Regions from separate parts of the Homo sapiens genome. Here region 1 is linked to region 2. Evidence: read pairs that join two places in POLR2A ChIA-PET (ENCODE). Cell type or tissue: OCI-LY7. All regions are shown on one strand. Links, peaks and the distances in the headings refer to the core of each region. The heading gives the core; the rest is flanking DNA.

What was found. Peaks named below come from ENCODE experiments on the same cell type or tissue, not always from the same donor. Only the 100,000 strongest peaks of a DNase experiment are listed, where the experiment ranks them.
Region 1: POLR2A ChIA-PET joins it to region 2 with 14 read pairs; 2 of 35 experiments call an interaction of 5 or more read pairs at or near these places.

The regions. Positions count from the first base shown.
Region 1 is chr2:165,043,130-165,046,050 of GRCh38, forward strand. No RefSeq gene overlaps it. Among named protein-coding and RNA genes, the nearest start is that of SLC38A11, 89 kb to the left of the region's middle. In OCI-LY7, for the core only: no CTCF peak of the experiment used is centred there; a DNase peak (open chromatin) is centred at 1,592; H3K27ac peaks cover 1,128 bases.
Region 2 is chr2:165,445,676-165,448,596 of GRCh38, forward strand. No RefSeq gene overlaps it. Among named protein-coding and RNA genes, the nearest start is that of CSRNP3, 23 kb to the right of the region's middle. In OCI-LY7, for the core only: no CTCF peak of the experiment used is centred there; no DNase peak of the experiment used is centred there.

The DNA of each region.
Region 1 (2,921 bases), core at 101-2,600, 400 kb before region 2:
ATTTTGGTGTATTTTGGGGTTTTGTTTCAAGATTTAGAGCTGCTTTTAGCATTTTTTATAGTGCTGGCTTGGTAGTGGTGAATTTTCTCAGCATTTGTTTGTTTGAAAAAGACTGTATTTTTCCTTCATTTATTAAGCTTAGTTTCACTGTATATAAAATTCTTGGCTGATAATTGTTTTGTTTAAGAAGGCAAATGATAGGACCCCAATCCTTCCTAGCTTGTGGGGTTTCTGCTGAAAAATCTGCTGTTAATTTGATAGGTTTACCTTATGCTTTTGCCTCACAGCTCTTTAGGTTCTTTCCTTTGTCTTGCCTTTAGATAACTTGATGACTATGTGCCTAAATGATGATCTTTTTGTAATGAATTTCCTGGGTGTTCTTTGAGCTTCTTGTATTTGGATGTCTAGATCTCTAGCAAGACCAGGAAGTTTTCATTGATTATTCTCTCAAATATGTTTTCCAAACTTTCAGATTTATCTTCTTTTTTGGGAATATCAGTTATTCTTAGTTTTGGTCATTTAATATAATGCCAAACTTCTTGGAGGCTTTGTTCATTTTTTTTTTTTTTTTCATTCTTTCTTCTTTGTCTTTGTCAGACTGGGTAATTCAGAAGCCTTGTCTTTGAGCTCTGGAGTTCTTTCTTCTACTTGTTCTATTCTGTTATTGAAACTTTCCAGTGTATCTTGCATTTTGTTAAGTGTGTCCTTCATTTCCAGAAGTTGTGATTGTTTTTGTATTTATGCTATCTATTTCTATTGAGATTTTCCATCTATATCCTGTATCATTTTTAAACTTTCTTTAAGTTTGTGTATACCTTTCTCTGGTGCCTCCTTGCATAGCTTAATAATTGACCTTCTGAATTCTTTTTCTGGCAAATCAGAGACTTCTTCTGGATTGGATCCATTGCTGGTGAACTGGTGTGATCTTTTGGGGGTAAAAAAGAACCTTGTTTTGTCATATTACCAGAATTGATTTACTGGTTCCTTCTCATTAGGATAAACTATATCAAAGGAAAGATTTGGGGCTCAAGGGCTGTTGTTTAGATTCTTTTGTCCCATGTGGTGATCCTTTGATGTAATAATTCTCTCCTCCTTCCCCTAGGGATGAGGATTCCTGAGAGGTGAACTGCAATGATTGTTATTTATCTTCTGGGTCTAGCCAACCAGCAGAGCTACCAGGCTCTCAGCTGGTACTGTGCAATGTCTGCAAAGACTCTTGTGGAGTGATCTGTGTTCAGGTCTCTCAACTATAGATACCAGCATCTGCTCCCATGGAGGTAGCAAGGGAGTGAAGTGGTTTCTCTGTGGGACCTTAGTTGTAGTTTTGTTTAATGCACTGGTTTTCTCAAATGTTGGTTGTGCTGGCAGTAAAGTTGTCATGTGGACAGACTCTGGACCTCTGGTTAGCCAGGATATTACAGGCGGTGGAGTTAGCTGTTGATTTCTCCTTTCTTAGGACGGGGTTGTTCTATTATGAGTTACTGTAATGGTTTGAATTGGTTGGCCTCCAGCCAGGAGGTAGCACTTTCAAAAGAGCATCACTTTCAGTAGTATAGGGAGGATATAAGCTTGCCCTAGGGTCGCTTGGGTAAGTATTTGGGTTTCTCAGGTGGTGAGCAGGGCCATAGAGCTCCCAAGAGATTATGTCTTTTGTCTTTGGCTACCAGGGTGGGTAGAGAAAGACCATGAGGTGGGGGCAGGGTTAGGCATGTCTCAGCTCAGACTTTCATTGGTCAGGGCTTGCTGTGGCAGCTGTGGGGGATGGGGGTGTGGTTCTTAGGCCAATGGAGTCATGTTCCCAGGGGGATTATGGCTGCCTCTGCTGCATCATACAGGTCTGCAGGGAAGTGGGGAAAAACCAGCAATGACAGGCCTCACCCAGTTCCCATGCAGCCAGAAAGGCCGATTTCACTCCTTTGTACTACCCCAACAGCACCAGGTTTACATCTAGGCAGCCAGTGAGCAGGGCTGAGAACTTGCCCTAGGCTACAAACTTCCCCACTGAGGAAACAAACAGCGCTTTCAGGCTTCACCCCTCCCAGTCTGCGGTGGATTCTGTGCTGGTATCTGCATTTCCCATTCACCCCCTCACCCCCCACCCAGATTCTATCCAAGTAAATTTGCATTCAAGTAAACATATTACAATGTTCAGCTAGAAGTTTCCTTCTCCTAGTGGTCTTTCTGCAATTCCACTGGCAGCCCTCCCCAAGGACCCCTGTGAGAGAAAGTCAGAAATGGCTTCCCTGGCCTTCCTTGTGGGCCGGGAATGCCTACAGGGCTCTTCCAGCTGCTGCTTCTACTTGTCTATTTCACTCAGCTCTCTAAATTTATATTTATATAAATTTATATATTTATATTTCAGCTCTAGGTAAGGTTAGATTCTTCTCCCACAATATGGATTTTCAGATTCCCCAGTGAGGATGTATGTTCAGAGACTGACATCCTCTTTCACACTTTGAGATTTTTTGGCTGTCTCATCGAGTTTGCAGTGGCAAACCGCTTCTTTCAAAGGGTATGTGAATTCTTTCGCTTTTCCTGGTGTGTCCCTGCAGTAGTTCTTGGAGCAGAAGTTCACAATATGAGTCTGTACACACTGTTCTGTCTGTCCAAGTGAGAGCTGCAAGTTGGTCCTGTTTCCTATAGCTATTTTTACAGAAATACTTTATTGAGCAACTGCTATCTGACAGCTATGTGTCACAACTGGAATTACCTACATAAATAACACATGAGCCTTGATTCCAATAAAAGATTGAGTTGTTAATTTTAGTTTTAGTAATTTGATTTTATAAATGTGAAATATGAACTCAATAGAACCCCATGATTGTAAATGTTTGAAAATTTAAGATCCACATTCCTAGATCTTATGTTTAAATGTTTATGTTTCCCTGGTACCCTTCTTTGTAGGAAATAATGGGAACATC
Region 2 (2,921 bases), core at 181-2,680:
AACATTAATGGGAGTCTGGAACAAGGAGATTCCAAACTTTGAGAGGCAACTTTAGATCAATAGATGACTTTAAGGGGTTCAAGACTTCAGTGGAGGAAGTAACTGCAGATGTACTGGAGATAGGAAAAGAACTAGATTTAGAGGCAGAGCCTAAAGTGTGACTATATTGTTGCAATCTCATGATATAACTTGAACGGATGAGGAGCTGCTTCTTATGGATGAGCAAAGAAAGTGGTTTTCTGAGATGGAGACTACTCCTGATGCAGATGCTGTGAATACTGTTGAAATGACAACAAATGACTTGAAATATTACAGAAACTTAGTTTGTAAAGCGGTGGCAAATTTGAGATGATTGACTCCAAATTTGAGAGAAGTTCCACTGTGGGCAATGCTATAAAATAGCATCACATTTGATAGCACTGCAGAGAAGAGAATAGCTTATCAAGGTGGCAAACTTCAATGTTTTCTTGTCATAAGAAATTGCCACAGCCACCAAAACCTTACCCCACCACCACCCTCATCAGTCAGCAGTCACCAACATTGAAGCAAGACCTTCTACCAGCAAAAAGTTTAAGACTTGCTGAAGGCTTAGATAATCATAAGCATTTTTTTTAGCAAGAAAGTATTTTCAATTAAGATATGTACATTGATTTTGTAGACATAATGCTATTGCATATTTAATAGACTATAGTGAGGTATAGATGTAGCTTTTATATGCATTGAGAAACAAATTCATGTGACTTGCCTTATTGTGATATTTGCTTTATAGCAGCAGTCTGGAACAGAACACACAGTATCTCTGAAGTGTCTGTATTTCCTCAGTTAATGTTTTGGCCACTGATGAGATTTTATATTCCGATGATCCAGCAGGCATCGCTCCTTGTTTCAGAAACTACACAAAATTGGAAACAGAATCAACCAGGCAAAAGATGACTAAAATCTGCAGAGGGAAGTATGGCTGGTAAGATTAGAGAGGACCTAAACCATACAATATATCACAAGGTGCACTTCAAGGGTGTAATTAAGATGACTCTCTACATAGGTGATTCTTAGCCCAGATCATCTAGGAAACTGAAACAAATACCAGTGCTCAATCAACGGCCAGAGATTTCTACTGAATTACTCTGGGAGGTGGGCACACAGACATCTTAGCCAGTTTATCTCCACATAGTGGTAATAACACATGATGAAAATATGGTGGAAATAGTAATAGGTCCAGAAGTGGACTAAGTCCTCCTCTAAATCCCCACACCAGGCCCTGTAATGCATTCCAGGATATCCAGAATCAAGATCTCATGAAGAACAACCAATCCATCTCAGTCCCATATTGCCATGCTGACAACTGAAGAGAGAATCTATAAAGCCTTAGCTAATTGCATTCTAAGTGCCAAAGATGGTTTAGTTCATAACCACCATCCAGGTGTCAATTTTCCTTGTTCTGTGGCAGGGCTGCTAGGTAAAGTGGCCTGGGTCTCTAAAACTAAAGATTCTTCAATTTTCTCAAAGCTCAGATGTAAGAAGTAGAGGAGATAGGAGCATTGATGGAACCAGGAACCACTTGCTGGACATGCTGAAAAAGATGGTCAGAGTAGAGCCTAGTATAAGATCATTCCAGAGACAACACCAGAATTTGTACATGGTGGGAATGGGAATAGTCCTTCAAAAACTGTCTTAATGTTATAATTGCATAGCAAAAAACACTCCCTAGACAAAGCTTTTTTTGCAATACAAGAAATTATGGAGGCATGAGAGGCTGATACAGATTATGGGGTAAACCACACATCTGAGCCCTCTATTTGTGATGCCTTGTGATGGCTTCAGAATTGGCTTTCTGTAAATGCAATGCTTGAACCCAAAGGTCAGCAACAGAGGGAAAGGATGGATCCTCTAGTATGGTCACTGCCACAAGCCTTGAAGTGATGCTTTTGGGATAAACAGCAGTCGTCTAACCAGAGGGTTATAGTTCTTAGAGTTTATTTCTTTATGTTTACCAACACAATCACCCCTCAAGGTGTTGGGTTAGTATTGTTTTCAGAAAGTGCCACCTCATGGACTCAGAATCCTCATCCTCTACTTTTTCCTCATTGTCTACTTTGATAGCTAATTTTTTGACCCTGAAAGCATCAAAATTTTTATTATCCTTATCTACAGGACAACTTGCCATGTACTTGCTCCTCCAAGGGAGACTAACTCCAGGGATTCCATGGTAATTTTCTGTCTTAATATTTAGAGTTGCCACTTATCACTCTAAAGTTAAGAGAAAATATGGATACATAGATTTATTTACATTTGAGTTCTGAGCAATTCCATAATTTGCATTTAATCCCCTGAGCACCTTCAGATAGAGGTTTACATACACAGTAGGGATAATTAACTTTTATAAATGTAGATGCTTTAATATTTAAACTTAAAAGAATACATCTAATGAGGACAACACTTTAAATCAGTGTTTCCCAAACTGTTCTGCAGAACTGGGAACAAACAGTATGCCACACACACATAACAAACAGTTAACACACACATGCACACAGGATTTACTGGTGTGGGAAATGCTGTCTTAAACAAATGTAAACTGGCTTATTTACTCTAAGATTGCAAAAGTTTGTGCTAATTAACATTAGGAGGATATATTTTAACACACTTTTCAAATGTATTCAACCAATCAATCCATTTTGAATGATCATGAGATGAGACTAGTGTTTTTTAAAAAGAACTTCAGAAAATGTGTTCAACATAACGAACTGGGAAGCCACGAACTTCTGAATCCCAGACACAGTTCTCATTCCAACTCCATCACTTTCCCAGCTGCATGACCATAGTCAAACCACTTGATTTCTTGAGTAGAAACAGGATAAATAAAATCTGTCTCACAAAGTTGCTCAGAGATTAAAAGAGATGAATTATGTAAAGACCTTGGAACA